3 separate regions of the Homo sapiens genome follow, and regions 1 and 3 are each linked to region 2. Evidence: read pairs that join two places in POLR2A ChIA-PET (ENCODE). Cell type or tissue: CD4-positive, alpha-beta T cell. All regions are shown on one strand.

Region 1 (8,000 bases), 53 kb after region 2:
CAGCATCGCATCGCCTGGGAGTCTGTTAGAAAAGTGGAGTAGCAGGCTGGGTGTGGTGGCTCACGCCTGTAATCCCAGTACTTTGGGAGACCGAGGTGGGCGGATCATGAGATCAAGAGATCAAGACCATCCTGGCCAACATGGTGAAACCCCATCTCTACTAAAAATACAAAAAAATCAGCTGGGTGCAGTAGTGCGTGCCTGTAGTCCCAACTACTTGGGAGGCTGAGGCAGGAGAATCACTTGAACCCGGGAGGCAGAGGCTGCAGTGAGCCGAGATCGTGCCAACTCACTCTAGCCTGGCGACAGAGCGAGACTCCATCTCAAAAAAAAAATAAAAATAAAAAATAAAGGAATGTGGAATCGCAGGCCCCACCACAGACCTACTTAATCAGCATCTCCAAGCTAACAAGATCCCTCGATGATTCCTGTGCGCCTTAATATTTGAAAAACACTGATACAGAGAAGATTTAAGTGGGAAACCCACTAACAAATGAGAAGAATCAGTTAGACTTAGGCAGCAAGAGTAATAAAAAGAAATTAAGAAACTGAAAGAAAAAGGGCTGGGCACGGTGGCTCACGCCTGTAATCCCAGCACTTTGGGAGGCCCAGGCAGGCTGATCACTTGAGGTCAGGAGCTCGAGACCAGCCTGGTCAATGTGGTGAAACCCTGTCTCTATTAAAAATACAAAAATTAGCCAGGTGTGGTGGCGTGCACCTGTAACCCCAGCTACCTGGGAGGCTGAGGCACGAAAATCGCCTGAACCTTGGAGGCAGAGGTTGCAGTGAGCCGAGATAGCGCCACTGCACTCCAGCCTGGGTGACAGAGTGAGATCCAGTCTCAAAAAAAAAGAAACTGAAAGGAAAAGGATTTACTTATGAGGCTGTTAAACCTGTGATGAAAGAACAGGCACTGGCTCTAGAGGTACTATCACAATCACTATTTCAAGTTTTTAAAAACGGAAAAATCCTTTTAAAAAATCCTAAAACTTTCCAATATATGCCTGATTTGTGTGCACCACTCAAACACATTGGAAAGAAGGAGAATAATCATTATGTATCAAGTCGCATCAACCCATAAACCAGAGAGAAATGCCTGTCAAATACCTGGACAGTGTGCTATTACACTCAGCATCATTACGTATGCTTCACTAGCCAAACAGCAGTGTGGTCCTAAAACACGAGCCATCCAATGAAACTACTTACAGAGATAGCCCCTGCTTTACCTCCATGGAACATTCCTAGAACCCACAACATGAAGCCAATATCATACCTTCCCATGGGAACTACACTGTAATTGAAGGGTTACATCCTGGCCAAAGGCACCAAATAAATCACAGCAATGGCGACACTGCACAAAATCTATGACACAGCTACAAATCCTCTAAATAACATAAAGTGATAAAATCAGGCTTCAACCCATAACATGGGAGTTTTATGTTGGAAGTAACCTTAATAGACCACAGGGTCTAAATTTCTCCTCCTCCAGGCCACGAAATGGAAACCCAGAGGGGTGCTTGCCCAAAGTCAAGGATCTGGTTAAACAGCTGAGCTAAGAAACAAACCTAGGCCTCCTACCAAGCAATCCCATGCACTATTAGACAAGCTTATCTTCTTTACAAAGTCCCTTAAAATAAAAAGCATGCATCATTATTGTATAAACTGTCTTCAAAATAAGACACACATAAAGCTCATAAAAATATAACTCTCCCTTTGACATATTTACCTGCAAACAATGTCAGTCATTAAAACATATATCTGTGTCCTTGATATTAGCAACTATTTTTCTTTTTGGCCTTTTTAAAATTTACAAAGTGTTGTGGGAGAAGACCTGGACTGCCAGCAGGGAGTAGCCCTCGCTTATGGCCTCAACCGACACACACAACTTAGCTGCTGCCCCTCCTTCTGCTGAGAGACCTAGGGCAGGTCCATCAGAGTCCTTGGGCTACATGCCCTGGAAGGGAACTCCTGAGAATGCAAAGCTCTGAGAATGGCAATCCAGAGCAGCCAGGGGCCAAATTCCCCACTAGACTTTGCAGCTAAGACAGGAAAAAAAAAAAAAAAAAAAACAGAAGTGAAACATGGGAAAGACAGAAAACCTAAAGTGAGACGTGCTGGTAAATCAGTTCTCAGCCAGGAGATTGGGTGATGACGACTTTTATTCTCTTTGTTCTTTTCTGAGTTACTTAATCTTCCTACAATAAACATGAATTTTCTAATGAGAAAACTATGTCATGAAGTAAGGGCAGGGCTGATAATCAAACAGAACATGCTCCCTTTATGGAAGGCTGAGGCCTCCTCTGATTAGGTAAAACCTTGGGTATCACCCTGAGTATGGGGTACAAAACAAAATACAACTTGCTATGTAATCTATCAGCCTGACTGCAGGAGTAAAGGTGAGATCTTTTCTGGGTGTGGCCTTGATTTGGAAATATTTTAATTTTCTTTTAACACTAACCGCAGACTTTTCTCCATAATCCCATCAATAATAATATGATAACGATCCATGAAAATTCAACTATAAAACTTGAGGCCAATTAGAAGCACACAACCTCCTGAGTGCTTCCCATTAGCACCCTCTTCAAAACAACTAGCCGACCAGCTCTGCAAATGTCAGCCTTTGCATTTTCTAAAGCCTCAATTCTTCTTCCTCAAAGACTTCCCCTTCTTTTTACCAAGTCTTACCTTCAGACTTATGCCACAGATTTAGTTTCCTCCTAAACAATGTAGTGCTATTTCCCTTCTGAATTTTAAGTTTTGGCTTATTATGCTTCTCTCTGGCCTCCATTCATTCCTAAAATGAATAGCTAGTCCCCTCTGCTAGCTTAAGGCAAACTGCCTAATCTCACGTCTTATAGAAGGAATTCCATTCAACACACAGCAGCCTAGAGGGATACTAGGAAATTCATACGTTTCACAAATACTTCCACTTAAAAGGCAACATACTTCTGGCAGTTTTAAATAACATGGCTTGCCAATGCCTGACATAACATTTGGGAATTATAGTCACAAGAAACTATATTTCAGATTTTATTCTAACATAAAATTCTAAGGGCACAAAAGTTAAAAATACAGGTAATCCTATGGCCTTAAACTATTTTTTTTAAGAACTAAGAAACACAGTACGTTGATGATTAGGTGAGCAAACCAAGCCACAAAAACCTACTCATCCTTAAGTCCTATAAAGTCTAACTACCATGTATCAGAGTGGACTAAGGGAAAACCCAAGCTCTGTAGCCCAGGCAAAGGCAATGGGGATTTCCTCTGCCTGGTCTAGATCACCCAGTGTAACTCAAGGCAGGGCTTCAAGCAACCCATTGCTCAAAGTAGTCTGTGGGCAGTGATAGTGGGAGGATGGGGAGGCCCTCCAGGAAGGGGACTTCACAAAGGATGGGGATGGGGAGGTGAGGTGAGAAATGAAATGGGCTGTGGCACACGATGAGATATGGGAATGACCACCTTCTGGGCAGGCTCTCATTCTTTCATTCCAAGAAGCATTTATTAAAGACTGGCTAGGGCGAGGGAACCCAGCTAGGTGCTGGGGATAAAAAATAAGAAATAACTGAAGGACCTTGCTCTTAAGGAACTCCATCTTACTGGGTGGAGCCAAACGAGAAGAGAGAGCTCGGTAGGGCACCAAAGCGTTCTGGCAGAAATAGCATGAGGCAGGGGGAAGGGTCACGCTTCCTGGAAGAGCCACACAGACCGAGTCCCAGGGAGCCCAGAGGGCGGTCCCTCTGCCCGCAGCACTGCCTTCACGTTTACTTCCATCCCGGTCTCCTCCTTCCCCTAGTGCTTGGCATGCAACATCCCTGCTTCTCACCCACCTTTTATTTAAGTCTCCTATTATCTGCACACAATGGAAGTTAGGACACCTATTTCCTACCAACTTATGAACTTAGAAAGTTGACATTAAAAGGGCACAAAACAGGAACTCAAAACCCACAAGCTCAAGCTTCAAAGGTGAGAACGTCCCATTTCACAAATGGCGGTTGAGGGTTCCCACTTCACCACTCCACGTTTCTCCTCCGGCTCCTTCACCACAGCCTCACAGACCCACACTTGATTTCTCACTCTCTTGAAAATTTACATTCAACAGTTCCTCTCACACCCAAGAAAACCAGAGGTCCCAGGGCAGCACGTGTAAGATTTCACTCTAAACGATTCTGCTTTAAGTTGCAGGCTCAGTAGAAGCACATACACCAAAATAACAAAAGTTATGTTGGGTAGGGGAATAATGTAATCTTTTTATTCTTCTGTATACTGTTGAAAAACTGTAAAATAAACATGCACTTCTTGTGTAATAACAACATGATGTTAACAAAAAAAAAAAAAAAACACAGAAAACACATGCAACAACATGGATAAATCTTGAAGACATTACGCTAAATGAAAGAAGCCAATCCTAAAAAGACAAGTAACGTATGATTCTCCCTCCTATGAAGCACGCAGAGTAGTCAAATCCACAGAGACGGAAGTAAAAGGGTGGGTGCTACGGGCTTGAGCGGGAGGGAGGAATGAGGAGTTATTGTTCAATGGGCACAGTTTCAGTTCTACAAGATGAAAAGATTTCTGGAGACGGATGGTGGCGATAGTTGCTCTGTAACATGGGTATACTTAACGCCACTCAACTGTACACTTAAAAATGGTCAAAATGGTAAATTTAATGTTACGTCTATTGTACCCCAATTTAAAAAATAACTAAGTAAAAAGAACAGTTTTCAGGAATGTATTTGGTGCAAAATAAGGTCTATCTGTATTTAACAGCACGTGTCCTTTCCTATAGCAATGTACAATGGTTCTAGTGATTATAATGTAGACTCACTTCCTAGCTAGAACATCAAGAGGAGACACGCATTTGAAACGGTCCTGCCTGGAAGGCCACGGCCCAGACTTTTCCCTGGAGCAATAACCACCCCGCCCCTTCTCAATGATATCAGCACCATTATCCCTGACAGCCGCCACAGCCACCACCCTGATGGTGCTGAATCCCTAATGGTTATTCACATTACCTCCATCCTCACAAGCCTAGAAGAGTCAGTATCATCCCCATTCTACACATGCAGAAACAAGGCCCCAGATCACAGAGCCGGAAAGTGGCTCAAGTTAATGTGTGGGCAGTGCTACTCCCCAGTGGATACTCCCTACAACCACTTCCCCTCCCCAAAATCACACACACAAAGAACTGGCTTCCCAGGGAGGACTGCAAGTCACTTCACCTACTCATTCCTTTAATGCAGACACACTGAACAGCTGCTCTATAAATTCCAGGAAGTAAAGGATCCAAAGACGTTGATTGAAAAAGCAGAAGCTACAATTACCCCTGGGAAAGGGTCCCCAGTCCTTCCCATTAACTAATTCTAAACACGACGTACTTTAAGTCGTGCTCCAATTCTTCACAGTTAATTATTAATCACTTCCAATCATGAATCTCTAGCACACCCATTTATGTCACAGAAATAACTGCTCCTCACTAAACCCGCTCAGTTATTAAGGAAAGAAGAAGAGACAGGGCACAGAGATAGCCCTTGCTAATCTCTCATCAGCGCTTTTCAAACTTTGCCCCCAAATTACTGACAGAGGAGAACGATCTGCACTGGAGACCTAGGGCCTTCCCAGTTTCCTGCCCAAAGTGTGAAAAATATTGAGGACTAGTCATCTATTTTTAAGATGTATGCAAACTGAGCACTCTCTTCCAGCTTTTGAGTTTTTATTTATGTATTTATCTATCAGAGACAGGATCTCACTCTGTTGCCCAGGCTGGAGAGCAATGGTGTGATCATGTCTCACTGCAGCCTTGACCTCCAGTGATCAGCTATCCTCCTGCCTCAGCCTCCAAGTAGCTGGAACCACGGACGAGTGCCACTACACCCAGCTAATTTTTTTAATCTTTTTTTTTCTTTTTTAACGCAGAGGTGGGGTCTCCCTATGTTGCCTAGGCTGGTCTCAAACTCCTGGGCTCAAGCAATCCTCTCACCTCAGCCTCCCAAAGTGCTGCGATAACAACAGGCGTGAGCCACCGTGCCTGGCAGAGTTTATTTTAATATAAAAATCTTCCTTCCAAATCTTAAGTAAAACTGGCACCAAGAAAGATGGACCGTGTTTGTTCAAAGCCTTAAGAGATCCCCTGACCCCCAAAGTCAGTGCAGATATGGAAGCAAGTCTACACAGACCTTCCCCAGGCAAATTTCTGGTTCTTCCACTGAGCAACTGGCTATTGTGTATATCATTCACTTGGCATTTAGGATGTACTGGGCTTTACCCTGGCAGTTTTGTTTTCATGTGTATTAATGTGTGAACTCCCTGTGGTCAAGGACTAGTAAACTTCCCTATTCATCCACAGTATCTAATCCCGTTTCTTGCACATAACTGACACTTGATATAGCAGGTTCTTCAGAGTCCTCCTGTGTAAAAGCCACAAGCCATCTTCCTAGAAATGCAGAGTGAATTTCTGTCTTACAGCCTAGCTTGACCCTCAAGCCTGTGGGGCTCATTTTTCCTTCATTTCTGTCTCTGAAATTGGTCCAATTATCTATGTACTAAATGCATGTCTCTGCTTTACAATTAGATTTGCCTGTTGTTTCCTTCCTATGTAAACCCAATTATTAAAGTTTAAGATTGCTTGGTCATTCTCCACATTCTATATGTGATGGCAAATAGAGTCAGACAGGTAAGAATGTGCAAACTACTGTAGCAGCTCAAAGCATCTCCATCCCTTTATCCCAGCTCTTCCCCTAACACACTTATGGTGTTAATGTCACCTAAAGTTTGAGTAACACTTCTTCACAAAATCTGTAGCAAGAAAGTGAAAGATTCGTCCATCTGGATTTGGGTATAAAGTCTTCAACTTCAAAAACAACTACTATGCCACTAAATAATTTTCAGCAGTTTCCATGAAAAGCTTGGCCCCAAGCTGCAACACAGAAAGATAATATTTACACATGACATCAGAACAACTGCTGAAATTCCAGAGAACTTTCCCTACCAAATCTCTAAGTAAAGAACAGAAAGTACCCCACACAGCCTACACCCCCTAGCTCACCAGCAGGTCTACAATGCTCATAAGACTTCTCATGTCCCCTAAGGCTGTTTGGTCTTATCACCAATTTGACAAATCCTTTACATGTGGAATTTTCCCCCCAGGAAGGTGGGGAGAAAAAGTATTACACATAAAGACTACAAACTGATCACAGCAAATGTAAGAATGGTGGTCAAAAGTTTAAGATACAGCAAGGAAACCCCAGGTTAAGGTCTCTTGATGTCTTCACCACCCCACCGACTAGAATTCTTATCAATGCCTGCACTGACATGGAGTAAACAGAAAAGGGCAGGCACCGTTAGGATAGAACCAGGAAATCAGCACGTGTCCCCCGGAGTCACAAGTGCAATGAAAGGGCTGAAAGTCAGTTTCGATATCACCGAAGGAGAAAACAGAGCCTGAGCACCAAGTCGGGCTATTGATTTTTACAGTAAACTCGTACCAACATATACGAGAGCCTATCATTATTTCTGAAACTGTCACACATGATTTCAGTCAATAGGAAATTTCTCAGTAATTGGCCTGATGTTCCCATCGCTTCTATGATGCTTAAGAGTATCACTATTCTATATCCCTTCCCTGTAGCACCAAACACATCACACTTGTTACGTACATTTTTCTCTCCAGTGATTTTGTGCTGAGACCAAAAAATTGAATGTATTCACTATGTTTTCAAGCTTTTCTATTCCATTAACAGTTTCTCAAGTATGATGTCTGCATCTTATTTTCATAGGCCTCAATACTAGGTTCAGCCTCTTCTGATTCTTTTTTCTCTCTGGACCTGCTCTCGTGTGTTCCCTTCTACCCCTGGTGGACACAGCTTTCTATTATAGCAAAAACACTGTCTTTCGAAATGCGCAGCAGCATCCCACAAGAAGTGCTCGGGAAATGAGGAGGAGTTTTTAATGTGCAAGTGTTCAGTCCTACAATCACAGTGCACAGCATGCTTGGTTCCAAGGAC
Region 2 (8,000 bases):
CCAAAGTGCTAGGATTACAGGTGTGCACCAATACACCAGCCTGAAGAACTAGATTTTTAAATTTGTCTATGAACAAATCCCAACATCAAACAGAAAAAGCCCACTTTCTGAAACTGATTTTTAATTTTTAAAATTTATCTTTAAAATTAAAAGAGACTTGTTAGGCTGGGTGCAGTGGCTCATGCCTGTAATCCCAGCACTTTGGGAGGCCGAGGTGGGTGGATCATCTGAGGTCAGCAGTTGGAGACTAGCCTGGCCAAAATGGTGAAACCCCGTCTCTACTAAAAATACAAAAAAAAATGGCCAGGCATTGTGGCTCACGCCTGTAATCTCAGCACTTTGGGAGGCCGAGGCGGGTGGATCACGGGGTCAGGAGATCAAGACCATCCTGGATAACATGGTGAAACCCCGTCTCTACTAAAAATACAAAAAATTAGCTGGGTGTGGTGGCGGGTGCCTGTAGTCCCAGCTACTCGGGAGGCTGAGGCAGGAGAATGGCGTGAACCTGAGAGGCAGAGCTTGCAGTGTGCCGAGATCGCGCCACTGCACTCCAGCCTGGGCGACAGAACGAGACTCCGTCAAAAAAAAAAAAAAAAAACTAGCTGGGCATAGTGGCGCACACCTGTAGTCCCAGCTACTTGGGAGGCTGAGGCAGGAGAATCACTTGAACCCAGGAGGTGGAGGTTTCAGTGAGCTGAGATCATGCCATTGCACTCCAGCCTGGGTGACAAGAGTGAAACTCCGTCTCAAAAAAAAATAAAATACTTGTTATACTGCCCAGGCTGAAGCACAGTGGCAATTCACAGGCACAATCATAGCGCAATGCAGCCTCAAACTCCTGGCCTCAAGCGATCCTCCCACCTCAGCCTCCTGAGTAGCTGGGACTACAAGCGTGCACTACCATGCCCAGCTCTGAAACTGCTTTAACTAAGGTTACAAATGATCCTCACACGGCCAAATCCAACAGAAACTTCTCCTTTTGTTCACCACTCTCCCTGCTGCCACCAGCCCCCTGTCCTGTTACAGCCTGAACCACTTGTCCCTCTCGGTTTTTCTTTCTCTCTGGTTCCTCTGCCAGCTGTTGCTCCTTTAACCATCAGACACTGAGTTATGCTGGATGCTGCCTATGCCCTCTTCACTCTCTCCCAGGGGAGCTTGTTGGCATGCTGAACCCTCCCACATCGATTCCCCTAGCTTAGTCCTCTCCATACCTATATGTCCAACCAGTGACTGGGCATCCACCTGAATCTTCACACACCCCAACCTGGCCACCTTTGCTGTGTGCCTCATCTTAGCACCATTATTCATCAACCCTATCATTATTTATCCAGTTGTTTAAGCCAGAAACCTGAAAACCCCTTTCACTTCAGCTTCTCATACTCTCCTCAAACAAATCCATAACCAAGTCATACTGATTGTACCTCCTTCATGAGCCCTTAAACCCACTCACTTCTCCTCTTTCTTAATAAATACCCCAGATATCAGGGGTTAGCAAACTATGCCCACAGGTTAAATCCAGTTTGCTGCTTATTTTTGTCAGCAAAGTTTTATTGGAACACAGCCATGCCCGTTCCTTTATGGACTGTCTACTATTGCCTTCGTGCTATGATAGCAGAGTTGAGTACTTGCAACAGAGACTGTACAGCCTACAAAGTCAAAATAAATACTCTAACACCACAAAACTACACAAAAAAATGATGGTGCAGTAACTTCCTCTTAGTCTCCCTGCATCCACCTCTGCCCTTTCCACTCCATTCTCCACACTGCACCAAGAGTGAATTTACCCATATACAAATCTGGTCATGCCACTATTTGCTTAAAACTCTTCAAAGACTTCTCACTTGGCAAAAGTCCCAAATCCTCTGCTGTCGCTATAAAACTCCGGCACCTGCCTAGTCTCGACCTCCCTGCGCATGCTCCAACCTCACTGGTCTCGTTTCTGCTCTGCTTGCCTCAACACCTTTGAATTTTCTGTCCCTTTGCCTTGCACCCACTCCTCCAACCCACCCACCTCTCCACCTAGCTAAATCTGATTTATGCTTCATGTCCTGGCTTAAATACCCTCTCAGACACCACAGCAACTTCTACCTGACCTTTTGTAACACTTCTCACAACAACATGGTCAAGGTCTACCTACGCCAGGAGATTCTAAGCATCTCGTGCTTCGAATGCACAATGCCTATCACTTCATCAGCACTCAATAAACAGCTGATGAGTGGATAGAGGTGGGCATACAGCCACAGATGCTAGGGAATCAGCTTGAAAAGGGCAAGAGAAGCTTGAAAAGGGCAAGAAACAGAAAATAGTAAACGGTGCCTACAAAATAAAAGAATAAAAACCTAACAGTGTGTATTTCTGATCTGAAACTTTCAAAAAATGTTTAAAGAAAAAAATCATATTAACACACTTTTAAAGTACACATTTATAAGTTTTTTTTTTTTTTTTAAGAAATCTACAACAATTTAACTATGTTAAGGTCTTAACCTGACAAGGCAATTCTCTACCCTACAATATTTCTTCAAATGAAAAGATGTTAAAAGTTCACACTCATATTAACAGTTTTTGACACAATTAACAACCCTATTTCGCAGAGTAATTTGCTATGATTTAAAGCCTAATATTTTGTCATTCTTAGTAAATCTCTGGACGGATATATTTATAACTTGCCATTTTAATTAAGATTCTTCTATTAGCGAGAGGCATTTTAAAAATCACTATTTTGTTTCTTTTGTTGTAGGACATATTTCAGAATCCCACAAGGGGGAGTTCTAGCACCTCCAAACTGCCCTTCAGAAGTATGCTAATTTTTCTAAAAGAAAAAGTTTCAAGTCCATATCTTTCTCAAAAGAACAAAACAATTGGGCCGGGCGCGGTGGCCAACGCCTGTAATCCCAGCACTCTGGGAGGCCGAGGCAGGCAGATCACGAGGTCAGGAGATCAAGACCATCCTGGCTAACATGGTGAAACCCTGTCTCTACTAAAAAATACAAAAAATCAGCCGGGCATGGTGGCGGGCGCCTGTAGTCCCAGCTACTCGGGAGGCTGAGGCAGGAGAATGGCGTGAACCTGGGAGGCAGAGCTTGCAGTGAGCCGAGATCGGGCCACTGCACTCCAACCTGGGCAACAGCGTGAGACTTCATCTCAAAAAAAAAAAAAGAACAAAACAATAGCAATATTAACTTGATAAAAAAGAAACTCTAACCAAAATGTTAGCCAGGGGGCAACCACATACTAGGGTTACAAGTTCCCCAACTGTCCCCAACTGAGCACACTGTGTGACAACAGGACACGCCCTCATCCAGAGTGAGCCTGGGCTGATTAGACAGGAAAAACAAATAAAAACGTAATTCTCTAGTTTTGAAACCTCCCATACTCCTTTAACAAATCAGATCAGATATTTTATAGAAAAAAGAAAAAGTAACTCTATAAACAACTTTTTCTTAAGTAGTCTTCATTGAAAGTATTAATATAGTTTATATATTTCATATTATTTCATATAAAGTATTATCCCCTTTTAGAAGATGGGGGAAATTGTGGCTTGGAGGGGTTAAGAGACTTATCAAAGATCTTGGGGCTAGGTAGTAGAAAAACAGAAAAAAAAATCAGGTTTTTCAACTGCAGTCAGTACTTTTTTAACAAATTAAAATAGATCAAATCTGTTTCTCCTAGGTACCTAAAGGCCTAAAAATCCATCAACACAGGGATATATATTAGAAAACCATACCAAGATAAAATGCAAAGGTCAAGAAAATAGAAATGTTAAAACTCCTTTTGTATGTCATGTATTTCCACAGTTTTGTGGTGAAGAAGTATGAATTTAGGGAACTGGATACTAGAGAGAAAGGAATCATCTCCCTTCACTTGCTAAGGAATTGCTGGTGCCCTGGGCCACAAGAAGGGTGTGATTTGGGGGGACTGTGTGCAATTAAACAGGAAAGGAAATAACAGACTTAAAGTATTAAGTCATTCTGATGTCTTATCAACAAGAGTAAAGCACAGCCTAATAAATAAATATATTTGAGAATCTATATTAATCCAGACAGAATGAACAAGAGGCTTGATGTTCCTGGTAATAACCACATGAAACCTTTTTATTTAAGGACTACAACTTATGAAATATGAAAGAATTACTTAGACAAATCCCAATCTTAGATTCTGTATTTCTCAGACATCTTTCTCCCCTTTCACAATTTTGAATGCTAAATATTAGAAGTCATTATAAAAGTAAATCTCGGCCGGGCGCAGTGGCTCACACCTGTAATCTCGGCACTTTGGGAGGCCAAGGAGGGCGGATCACTCGAGGTCAAGAATTTGAGACCAGCCTGTCCAACATGGTGAAACCCTGTCTCTAGTAAAAATACAAAAATTTGCTGGGCATGGTGGCACACGCCTGTAATCTCAGCTTCTCGGGAGGCTGAAGCTGGGGAATTGCTTGAACCCGGGAGGCGGAGCTGCAACTGCACCATTGCACTCCAGCCTGGGTAACAGAGTCCATCTCAAAAAGACAAGAAAAAGTAAATCTCTTATGCCAACATATGCATCTGGAACACTGATTCTGTATAAGCCATCTGACTGCTCCAGCAGGTGGCCCCCACACACAGTATTATGCACATGGCAAATGATCTTGTATAAAATGAGAGCTATCTTGGGTGCCTTCCACATAACACTCAGATTCTATAACCACACTCCTAATTTAGTGTTTCCTGCATAACAGCAGGCTCAGCTGAGTTATTAATAAGTACTGTACAGCTATTTTTCCCTGATATTAAATAGCAATTGTGTTTCAACCCCCACCACCACCACCACTACCCTTTTATTCCTCAGATATTAACCACTAAAACAAAATCTAACTATACTGCCAGACCCACTCATGCAAACATTTGCAAAAACCTAGGAAGTGGCTGAAATTAGTTTGCTTTGAGGAAAAAAGAGGCTACTGCATATGGATAGCATTTTTCCTTATCCACATCATTTTAGAAAAGGCAGTGTGGCCAAGTGCTTAGCCAACACAGATTTGAGATCAAACCCCAGCCATAAAAGCCTGGGGACATTCCCCACCCACTCTAAGACTCAGCTTCCTCTTCTATGAAATCAAGTTATTGAATTCACAGCAATATGATGGGTGCTAAATGAGATACATATGCAAACCACTGGGTACACAGTAGGCCTCAAAGGGGAGATTATATTGATTTGCTCATTCACAATTAATGCATTTATTTAATAAAATTCCACAACAAATAATTTAGATGCTTGGGGGAAGCATTTTTCCCACATTAAAGCTTTTAGAAGATAACTCTTTACCACACTCCTTTGGTTTCTAAGAGATTTTTTTTCCCCTAAAACACTTCAAGTTCTTTTTATTTCATGATTGGAACAGAACTCAAGAAAAAAAGAAGTGTCATTTACTGGACACTACCTCCCACTCCCTGAAATGTGCCAGAAACCCTGAAAGACAGACAAAAAACAATTGGGAGACTAAGATAACCCCTGTACTATCTAAACTTTTGGTTTGGCCAAGTGGAAGTCATCTGTGTTGGGCAACACCTTGGTTTTTACACCTGGATAACTAGCTTTTAACTATTACAACCTGGGCTGGCAGCTTCAGCAGAGCCATGTGGGATTTTCACCTTGATAGGTCAGGCAGCGTATGTTGGCTCTGTCCAAAGGCAAGTAACTATTTTTATACAATTGGATGATGCTGGGCCTCAAACAAATGACAAGTAGGCCCTGCATGTCTGGCACAGGCCCTGAAACAAGATCCAGGCTCGGCAAAAGTTTAAGCTTTGTGATGCAGGCTGCCGTCGCTTGACCTTGAGTAGCATGGGCACAGCTTATACTTAAGCAGGCATCGCTGTGGCGAGAATTAGGCTATAAAAGAAAGGACGCTGTGGTGGTTCCTCAAAAAACTTGAACAGAATTACCAATTCCATTTCTAGGCATACACTCAAAAGTGACAGCAGGGACTCAGATACTTATACACCCATCTTCATGGCAAGACTACTCATAAATGCCACAAGGTGGATAAACAAAACATGATATATATGTGCAACAGAAAATTATTCAGCCTTAAAAAGGAATAAAATTCTGATACATGCTATATAACATGGGAGAACCTTGAAGACATTATGCAAAATGAAATAAACCAAACACAAAGGGACAAATACTGTATAATCCCACTTCTATGAGGGACCTAGAATAGTCCAATTCATAGAGACAGAAAGTAGAATAGTGGTTGCCAGGGAGAATAATGGTGGCTGAGGGAAGGTGTTTAATGGGTATGGAGTTTCCCCTTGGGGTGATGAAAGGGTCCTGGAGATGGATGGAGGTGATGACTGTACAACACTGTGAATGTACTTACTGCCAGTGAACTGTACGCATACAAATGGTGAAAATGGTAAATTTTGTGTTAAGTATATTTTACCCCATATATATAGGGAAAGGGGAAGGCAAGAGCTAGACACAGCTGAAATGGTTTAAAATAACCAAACTGGGCCGGGTGCGGTGGCTCATGCCTGAAATACCAGCACTTTGGGAGGCTGAGGCAGGTGGATTACCTGAGTTCAGGAGTTCAAGACCAGCCTGACCAACATGGTGAAACCCCATCTCTACTAAAATTACAAAAATTAGCTGGGCGTGGTCATGGGCACCTGTAATCCCAGCTACTTGGGAGGCTGAGGCAAGGGAATCACTTGAACCCGGGAGGCAGAGGTTGCAGTGAGCCGAGATCACGCCACTGCACACCAGCCTGGGCAACAAGAGCGAAACTCTGTCTCAAAAAACAAAACAAAACAAAAAAGAAATAACCAAACCTTGCTGGGTAACCAACACAAAGTTACAGCTAGACAGACAGAATGAGTTCTGGTGTTCTACAGCACTACAGGGTGACTGCAGTTGACTACAATAAAGCCAGAAGGGAGGATTTTGAATGTTCACAACATAATGAAATGATAAATGTCTGAGGTGATAATACGCTAATTACCCTGAGTGGATCGTTACACATTGTATACAGTATCAAAACAGCACTCTCTATCCCATACCTAAGTACAATTATTACATGCCAACTAAAAAGGAAAAAAAAAAGAAAACAACATCTAGAAAGTCAGGTTAAACAGATATAAAAAGAGAAGTGGAGATACTTTGAGATCTCATTGTGCAGGTATTCAAAATGAAATATATCTGTGCTAAATGGAGCTTTTAAAAGACTCTAATAAAGGAAGACAGGCAAGATCTCAGCAGACTGGAATTGTTCCTCAAAAAATAGGCCAGTCATGGTGGCTCACACCTGTCATCCTAGCACTTTGGTAGACCGAGGCAGGTGGATCACTTGAGCTCAGGAGTTTGAAACCAGCCTGGGCAACATGGTGAAACCCTGTCTCCACAAAAAAATATAAAACTTAGCTGGGCATGGTGGTACATGCCTGTAGTCCCAGCTACTCAGGAGGCTGAGGAGGGAGGATCACCTGAGCTCGGGAGGCCAAGGTTGTAATAACTGTAACTGCACCACTGCATTCTAGCTTGGGCAACAGAGCAAGACCCTGTCTTAAAACAAAAGTAAAAATAAAAATAATTAAGAAACCATGATTGAGTTCTAGGAACTGTGAAGAAATACACTTAAATCCCCCATAGTAAACAATTAAGGAGCTCTACCATCAAAGACTGAGGCGGCTACACCAAGCCTTACACAAACCTGGACAGGTGAAAGGAAACCAGGAAGGTGAGTGTGGAATGCTCAGTGCATTTTTCAATGGAGATACAATTACTGCTTGTGCCCTGAGGGAATATGCTTGAGAAGTTTATGGCATTTAGGACTCAATCAAAAGAAGGCACAGCAAAGAGGAAACCATTAAAGGAGAACCAGGCAGGACAAGATAAACCGAGCCTGGGCCTGACTGGGATACTGGGCTGACAGGAGAGTATCTCTTATGTAAGATTATGCAACGCAACAAACAGAAAAAAGATTTGTTTGAACTATAGATGTTTTTAGTAGACCCAGAACTTGA
Region 3 (8,000 bases), 140 kb after region 2:
AATTTTTTTTTTTTTTTTTTTTTTTTTGTATTTTTAGTAGAGACGAGGTTTCACTGTGGTCTCGATCTTCTGACCTTGTGATCCGCCCGCCTCGGCCTCCCAAAGTGCTGGGATTACAGGCGTGAGCCACCGCGCCCGGCCGCAGATCCTCTTTCCTTCACTCCCAAACTTAGATCTTCCAGCTTTATTCATGAAGCAATCAGTGCGCAACTAACTTTTAAACTGCAGGGAGCTATACAGTTTCCTTTCCTTCAGCTATCTTGAAGAGGCAGAACACTTGCCCTCCTGGAATACAGAGGTCTTCACTGTTTCAATCTGCTGGAAAATAACTTTACATTAAAACAACTCACGATGAGTTGTGAGAAATGTGAAAGGATTGCCTCAAAAAAAAAAATCTAAAATCTTTTAAAAATTAAAAAGGAACTGGGTGTGGTAGCACACACCTATAATCTCAGTACTTTGGGAGGCCAAGGCAGGAAGGTTGTTTGAAGCCAGGAGTTCGAGACCAGCCTGGGCAGCAAAATGAGACCCTGTCACTACAAAAATAAAAAATAAATTAGCCAGGCATAGTGGCCCACACCTGTAGTCCCAGCTACTCAGGAAGCTGAGGTCGGAGGGATCCCTTGAGCCCAGGAGTTCAAGGATGCAGTGAGCTATGATCAAGCCACTGCATTCCAGCCTGGGCAACAGCAGAGCAAGATGCCATCTCAAAAAAAAAAAAAAAAAAAAAAATTAAAAGGCTTAAAAACTATAGTGTCTACTATTTCCCTTTTGTAATTTCTGAGTTATATCCATGGGAGACAGATCTGTGTATTGGCTGTAAGTATATGCTGATATTTTCTTAGGTTCCTGCTCTGGGCATTACTAGATGGGCCACTGTGTTATTGATAAATCTTGGTGATGCCTGGTTGCTGTGTTTAACAGAAATTTCATAGCTCAATGAGTTTTGGAAACTATTTTCAGGGCCAGCTGATCATTTAAAAACCAAGGTGAGACTGATCATGCAGCCTCCCCAGCTGCCATTACAGCAGGTGCCCTGCAGCAAAAGGACATTTTGTGGCCGAGCGCCATGGCCCAAGCCTGTATTCCCAGCACTTTGGGAGACTGAGGCAGAAGGATCACTTGAGGTCAGCAGTTCGAGACTAGCCTGGTCAATATCGTGAAACCCCATCTCTACCAAAAATACAAAAATTAGCCAGGTGTGGTGGCGGGCACCTGTAGTCGCAGCTACTCAGGAGGCTGAGGCAGGAGAATTGCTTGAACCCAGGAGGCGAAGGTTGCAGTGAACCAAGATTGCACCACTGCACTCCAGTCTGAGTGACAGAGTGGGACTCTGTCTCGAAAGAAGGAAAGAGAGAAAGAGAGAAAGAGAAAGAAGGAAGGGAGGGAGGGAGAAAATTTTGGTTTGGGGGAATAAGGTCAAAAGACGCCATTATGGCGAGGAGAATGTTATTTTAGTAAAAGTCACAGACTTTTGAGATTAAGGATAGAGCCGAGAGGAAGAAAGTTATTAATCTGTTTCTCTTTCTCTAAAGACCAGAACCCAGTTCAACACACACAATAAAAGTGTTCAAAATTTGGGTCCAGGAGAGGAATTCCTGTCTAAAGAATTCCATTTGAGAGGACTGCTTGAGTCCAGCAGACTGAGGTTGCAGTGAGCCAAGATCGCGCCACTGCACTCCAGCCTGGGCGACAGAGTTAGACTCTGTCTCAAAAATAAATAAATAAATAAATAAAACAAAACAAAATAAAATAAAATGTTAGGCAGGGACCTGGCTACAGTGACTGCGGGGCTGATGAGAAACTACTGAAGTTTTGGGGGAAGCAAAGCAGAATTTCATAAGAACAGTGTATGGAGAGGAGAAACCCTGTGGTGGCTGAGGAGGCCCCGAGGCCATGGATGTCAAATTGATATCTTCCAATGGTGATAACTTTATTGTAATGGTAAATTCCACTTGAAAGCACAGACGCATGCCTCCTCCTAGTTTTGTTACCGTGTATTCCAAACAGAAAACCATTGTGGGGGTAAAGGTTCGGAGAGGGGAGGGAAACGGGGATCAAAGGGATAGAGGATTTAGTTGAATGCTCAGTTTCATCCACTAACTGAGGGAAGTGTCTAAATTTGGTCTCTTGCCTGTGAGATTAAGAATAACTCACCCTAAACTGGGTGCAGTGGCACACACCTGTAGTCTCAGCTACTTTGGAGGCTGACGCAGGAGGATCACTTGAGGCCAGGAGTTCCAGGCTGCCGTGCGCCGTGATTGCACCTGTGAATAGCCACTGCACTCTTGCCTGGGCGACACAGGGAGAGCCCTCTCTAAAAAACAACAGGCCGGGAGCGGTGGCTCACGCCTGTAATCCCAGCACTTTGGAAGGCCAAGGTGGGCGGATCACCTGAGGTCAGGAGTTCGAGACCATCCTGGCCAACATGGCGAAACCCTGTCTTTACTAAAAGTACAAAAATTAGCCGAGTGTGGTGGCGGGCGCTTGTAATCCCAGCTACTCAGGGGGCTGAGGCAGGAGAAGCTTGAACCCGGGAGGAGGAGGTTGCAGTGAGCCGAGATCGCACCACTGCACTCCAGCCTGGACGACAAGAGTGAGACTCCCTCTCAAAAAACAAAACAAAAGGAAACACAACAACAACAACAACAACAAAAATCCCACCCTAGAAAGTAAGAGGACTTTGAACAATGCTACCTTGAAGCCCAGCTCCAGCCTCCTTTTGCAACCTAATGAATGCTAAAAAGCCTATTCAATGCTGTGGCAGTTTTTTTGTTTTGTTTTGTTTTTTTGAGATGGAGTCTTGCTCTTGTCACACAGGCTGGAGTGCAAGTGGCGCGATCTCGGCTCACTGCAACCTCCACCTTCCTGGGTTCAAGCGATTGTCCTGCCTCAGCCTCCCAAGTAGCTGGGATTACAGGAGCCCGCCACCAAGCCCAGCTGATTTTTTTTTTTTTTTGTATTTTTAGTAGAGACGGGGTTTCGCCATGTTGGCTAGGCTGGTCTCAAACTCCTGACCTCGTGATCTGCCTGCCTCGGCCTCCCAAAGTGCTGGGATTACAGGTGTGAGCCACCGTGCCCGGCCGTGCTGTGGCAGTTTTAAAAAAATGATGTGGATATGCAATTTTTTTAGAAAATGATTTTTAATATCATGTCTCCCTTTAAAAAGTGTAGGCGCATTCAGCCTAAAAAAGGAAATTCTGACACCTGCTACATCATGGGTGAACATTATGCATTATTGAATAATCACAAGGGCCAAATTCTGTATGATTCCAATCATTCGAGGTACCTACAGTAGTCAGTTCATGTGACAGAAAGTAGAATGGTGGTTGCCACGGGCTGGGGAGAGGGGGGAATGGGGAGTTATTGTTAATGGGTACAGAGTTTCAGTTTGGGAAGAGGAAAATAGTTGTGGAGATGGATGGTGGGATGGCTGCACAATGTGAATGTACTTGATGCCATTGAACCGCACACTTAAAAATGGTTAAAATGGTAGATTTTACTCATATATATTTAACCACAAAGTAAAACATTTTTTTAAAGTGTAGGCCTTCATCTGGTGACAGTTCATTTGCTGGCTCATTTCTAGATATTTTAACTGGGTGGTAATTTATGTCTGGTTCTTATAACATAATGTAAGACCCATAATTTGGTTTAGCTCTTAGTTAATATCTTTTGAATTGCAACTGGGGACTTGACAGTGGCTTTCTTGAAACACACCTGCAGTTTGCAAGCTGCCTGCAGCAGGTAAAAATGCGCAGTTTATTTTTATGATTAGCCTTGAGCAAGAGCTGATTAAATGCTTGATAAAATAAGTTCTTGGAAGACTTGATTTACATGGTGCTTTCCTCCTGCTTTCCCACCCCCTTTCCTTCCCTCATGAATACCACATAAAAAGCGGCAGTTTGTAATTTTTTCTCCTTTTTCAAGTATTAGTATCAAAGTAGAATGGGACCTTCATGCTTCTTCTGAACACAGTCGGGCTGCATTCCACTCTGGGAACACTCCCTCCTACCGTTTCAACCTAGGCAATCCCCTATCAAGGAAAGGGCAACTTACCCAGTCTCAAAATCAGAGTCTAAGCACAAATAGGACATTTCCTTTGTACCTTTCCCCAAACATGATGGTTTCTTTTGGGGAAGGGGTGTTGGGGAGCACACTGGGAAATAAAGCCTTCTGGTCCCCAAGTTCCTCTTTCAATTTCTGTGGTTTTCACTTCCCCTCCCATAAGAAATCCCCACGTGGGAGTAATGCTTTCTCCTCTTCCTTCCCTGTCATTTCCCTTTCATTTCTCCCCGACACCTCTCCTGGGTTTGTCTACCTGCTACTGCTACTTTCTCTGCCTTCACATCTTTATTTTTCATTTGTTTATTTTTTAGAGGCAAGATCTCACTGTGTTGCCCAAGGTGGCCTCAAACTCCTGGGCTCAAGCAGTCCTCCTACCTCAACCTCCCAAGTAGCTGGGACTACAGGCACGCCATGCTTGGCTGTCTTCATGTCTTGAGTTCCATTTCAAAAAAGGCATTGGCAGGCTGTCTTTATACCAAACACAATGCTCTACTTTCAGTATTACTCTTCATATTTGCAGTTCTCATTGGTCATTCTTGGCACTTTTTCACACCACAGACCTTGGGCGAGAATTTCCGGTTTCCCTTCTGGCTGCTTTCATTTGCTCTCCACCACCAGAGTTCTCTGGCGCTCTCTGGCTACTCACAGAGGAATTTCACAGAGGAGGTTGTGCCTCCCGCTGTTTCTCTGGAGCTACGGGTCCCCATTTCACCTCAACGGTGGCTTTTCGAAAAGTAAAAATGAAATAGAGCTTTATTGCGTAAGTTACCTCTGAAGCCAAAAACCTCATTAGGGCCTTCAAAAATTCCTGTCAAAAATTCCAATCCTGTGGCTCATACCTGTAATCCCAGCTACCCAGGAGGCTGAGTCAGGAGAATTGCTTGAGGCCAGGAGTTCAAGACCAGCCCGGTCAACCTAGTGAGATTCTGTCTCTATAATTTTTTTTTTTTTAATTAGCCAGGCATGGTGCAGCTGGCCTGTAGTCCTATGTACTTGGGAGGCTGAGGTGGAAGGATCCCTTGAGCCCAGGAGTTGGAGGCTGCAGTGAGCCATGCCAGTGCCACAGCATTCCAGCCTGGGTGAAAGAGTGAGATGCTGGCTCAAAAAAATAAAAATAAATAAAAATAAAAACATAAAAAAATTCCAGCACTTTGGGAGGCCGAGGTATGCAGATCATCTAAGGTCAGGAGTTTGAGACCAGCCTGGCCAACATGTAAAACCCCTTCTCTACCAAAAAATACAAAATTAGCCAGGTGTAGTGGTATGCCCTTGTAGTACCAGCTACTCAGGAGGCCAAGGCAGGAGAATCGCCTGAACCCAGGAAGTGGAGGTTGCAGTGAGTCAACATCATACCACTGAACTCCAGCCTAGGTGATACAGTGAGACTCTGTCTCAAAAAAAAAAAAAAAAAAATTCCAAACCTATCCCCTACATGAGCTTCTAAGCCTCATCTCAGTTGACTCTGTTTAAATGACTCTGACTTGGACTGAAAACCCACCCCTCCTGTATCTTTTCATTATAGGGTGGTGGCATGGTTAACCCTCATTCATTCACACCCCGCTATTCCAAAGTGTGTAGAATTGCCTGGACATGCTACACTAAAGTTTATTTCTGCACTTTGTTTTTCTTTTTTGCTTGCTTGTTCGAGACAGGTTCTTGGTCACCACAGCCTCAACCTCTTGGGCTCAAGTGACCCTCCTTCCTCAGCACCCCCAGTAGCTGGGACTACAAGCCCATGCTACCATGCTCAGCTAATTTTTTTTTTTTTTTTTTGTAAAGACAGGGTTTTATTATGTTGCCAAGGCTGGTCTCGAACTCCTGGGCTCAAGCAATCCTCCTGCCTCAGCCTCCTAAAGTGCTGGGATTACAGGTGTGAACCACTATGCCTGGCTTGCATTTTCTGTGTTTTGTTTTGTTTTGTTTTTTTGAGACGCAGTCTTGCTCTGTCACCCAGGCTGGAGTGCAGTGGCATGATCTTGGCTCACTGCAACCTCTGCCCCCTGGGTTTAAGTGATTCTCCTGCCTCAGCCTCTCAAGTAGCTGGGACTACAGGCGCGTGCTACCACGCCCAGCTAATTTTGGCATTTTTAGTAGAGACGGGGTTTCATCATGTTGGCCAGGATGGTCTCAGTCTCTTGACCTTGTGATCTGCCTGCCTTGGCCTCCCAAAGTGCTGGGATTACAGGTGTAAACCACGGCGGCTGGACTTAATTATTTATTTATTTATTTATTTTTTCTTTTTGACATGGAGTCTCACTTTGTCACCGAGACTGGAGTACGGCAGCACGATCTCGGCTCACTGCAACCTCTGCTTTCCCGGGTTGAAGTGATTCTCGTGCATCAGCCTCCTGAGTAGCTGGGATTATGGGCGTATGCCACCATACCCAGCTGATTTTTGTATTTTTAGTAGAGACAAGGTTTCGCCATGTTGGCCAGGCTGGTTTTGAACTCCTGGCCTCAAGTGGTCCGCCCACCTTGGCCTCCCAAAGTGTTGGGATTACAGGCGTGAGCCACTACGTCCAGCCCAGGGTGATTTTAAAAATACAGATCCTAAACCACTCAATGGTTTCCCATTATGTACAAAGTCCAAAATCTGTGGCAGTTCCTACAAGCCTTGAAGGATGCGTCTAATTCTCCGGATCTCCCTACAACCTACTCCTTTTTCTGTGCACAGGGCTCTGACTTTTCTGTCCTTTCAAAGTCAGGTTTTTCCCATGGGAAATGTTCACAGATGCTGTTCCCTCTGCCTCCATAAAGCTTTAGGTCTCGGTTTAAATGTCATTTTCTTCTCTGAACTTCCTCCGATCCCATGCCACTCCAATCCTCAGTTAAACTCTGTTCTAGCACCCTGCTTTTCCCATCAGGGCACATATTACAAGTGCTATTTATAGATTTTTGTCCAATGTCTTCCAAACTAGGCCACAATCTTCATGAGAATTTGATCACCATTGTAACCTCCAACACCTACTAAGTGCCCAGTAAATACTCATTGAGTGAAAGAATGAATGAAAGTACCAATATTCATCACACTCTTACTTCCTGAAAGAATCCTCAAATTATCACCTCATAGAATATCTGATCTTTCTTGTACTCTTCTACCCTACTACAGGAAAACACTTTACCTTTTAAAGAAAATTTAATTGACAAATAATAATCATACACGTTTATGGAGAACGTGATGCTTTGTGAACACTGTACCCTTAAAGCTCAGCCCTGATGGTGGATCTCTTCCTCTGCAAGGCAAATTAAGATGCCCCTGGACAGTTGCTGTCTTTCTCCTGACCTCCCCAGTATCCTCTGAAAATCTTTATTACAGTGCTTATTGACATGCACTACCAATTCGATTTCTGTTTCTGCACCAAGACCGATTATCTTTCGGACTCAGACCTTGCCATTCCTCTTTGTGAATGGTATAAAGTAGGCATTTCAAAAGTGACTGGAGAAGCTCTGGTGTTCCAAGAATCTCTTTTGTAGAAAAAAAAAGTTTCAGCTTGTTTAATTTCCATAGTTCTCAAAAAGTTACAACTATCCCTTAGAACAAGGCAAATACTCCAGGAGAGATTTCTTCTTAAGCTTTACAGTAATATATTAAATAATGCTTACATCCAACCCTTCTTGAGAGCTGGCTTTGACAAGTGAGTGGAAAAAGAATGAATGCTCTGCTTAATTCTGCTTTTTATCTTCTCTCTCTCTTAGAGAAACTGATCTAAAAAGAGAGGGTGGGCCAAGCACAGTGGCTCACGCCTGTAATCCCAGCACTTTGGGAGGCCGAGGTGGGCAGATCACCTGAGGTCAGGAGTTCGAGACCAGCTTCAACATGGAGAAACCCTGTCTCTACTAAAAATACAAAATTAGCTGGGCATGGTGGTGCATGCCTGTAATCCCAGCTACTAGGGAGGCTGAGGCAGGAGAATTGCTTGAACTGGGGAGGT

What was found. Peaks named below come from ENCODE experiments on the same cell type or tissue, not always from the same donor. Only the 100,000 strongest peaks of a DNase experiment are listed, where the experiment ranks them.
Region 1: POLR2A ChIA-PET joins it to region 2 with 19 read pairs; 8 of 35 experiments call an interaction of 5 or more read pairs at or near these places.
Region 3: POLR2A ChIA-PET joins it to region 2 with 30 read pairs; 11 of 35 experiments call an interaction of 5 or more read pairs at or near these places.

What each region holds. Positions count from the first base shown.
Region 1 is chr4:153,518,201-153,526,200 of GRCh38, reverse strand. All of the region lies in intron 3 of TMEM131L (transmembrane 131 like), which reads right to left. Among named protein-coding and RNA genes, the nearest start is that of TMEM131L, 56 kb to the right of the region's middle. RefSeq lists enhancers at 2,359-3,199, 3,373-3,422, 4,706-5,207. In CD4-positive, alpha-beta T cell, no CTCF peak of the experiment used is centred here; DNase peaks (open chromatin) are centred at 3,260, 3,740, 3,980, 4,520 and 1 weaker place; H3K4me3 peaks cover 2,827 bases; H3K27ac peaks cover 6,645 bases.
Region 2 is chr4:153,571,121-153,579,120 of GRCh38, reverse strand. The region is part of intron 7 of TMEM131L (transmembrane 131 like); the gene reads right to left. Among named protein-coding and RNA genes, the nearest start is that of TMEM131L, 110 kb to the right of the region's middle. In CD4-positive, alpha-beta T cell, CTCF peaks have their summits at 2,546, 2,755 (motif pointing right), 4,354 and 4,553 (motif pointing right); DNase peaks (open chromatin) are centred at 2,770, 4,590 and 5,050; H3K27ac peaks cover 1,336 bases.
Region 3 is chr4:153,429,949-153,437,948 of GRCh38, reverse strand. No RefSeq gene overlaps it. Among named protein-coding and RNA genes, the nearest start is that of TMEM131L, 32 kb to the left of the region's middle. RefSeq lists an enhancer at 4,601-4,790. In CD4-positive, alpha-beta T cell, a CTCF peak has its summit at 4,716; DNase peaks (open chromatin) are centred at 4,238 and 4,678; H3K4me3 peaks cover 1,131 bases; H3K27ac peaks cover 832 bases.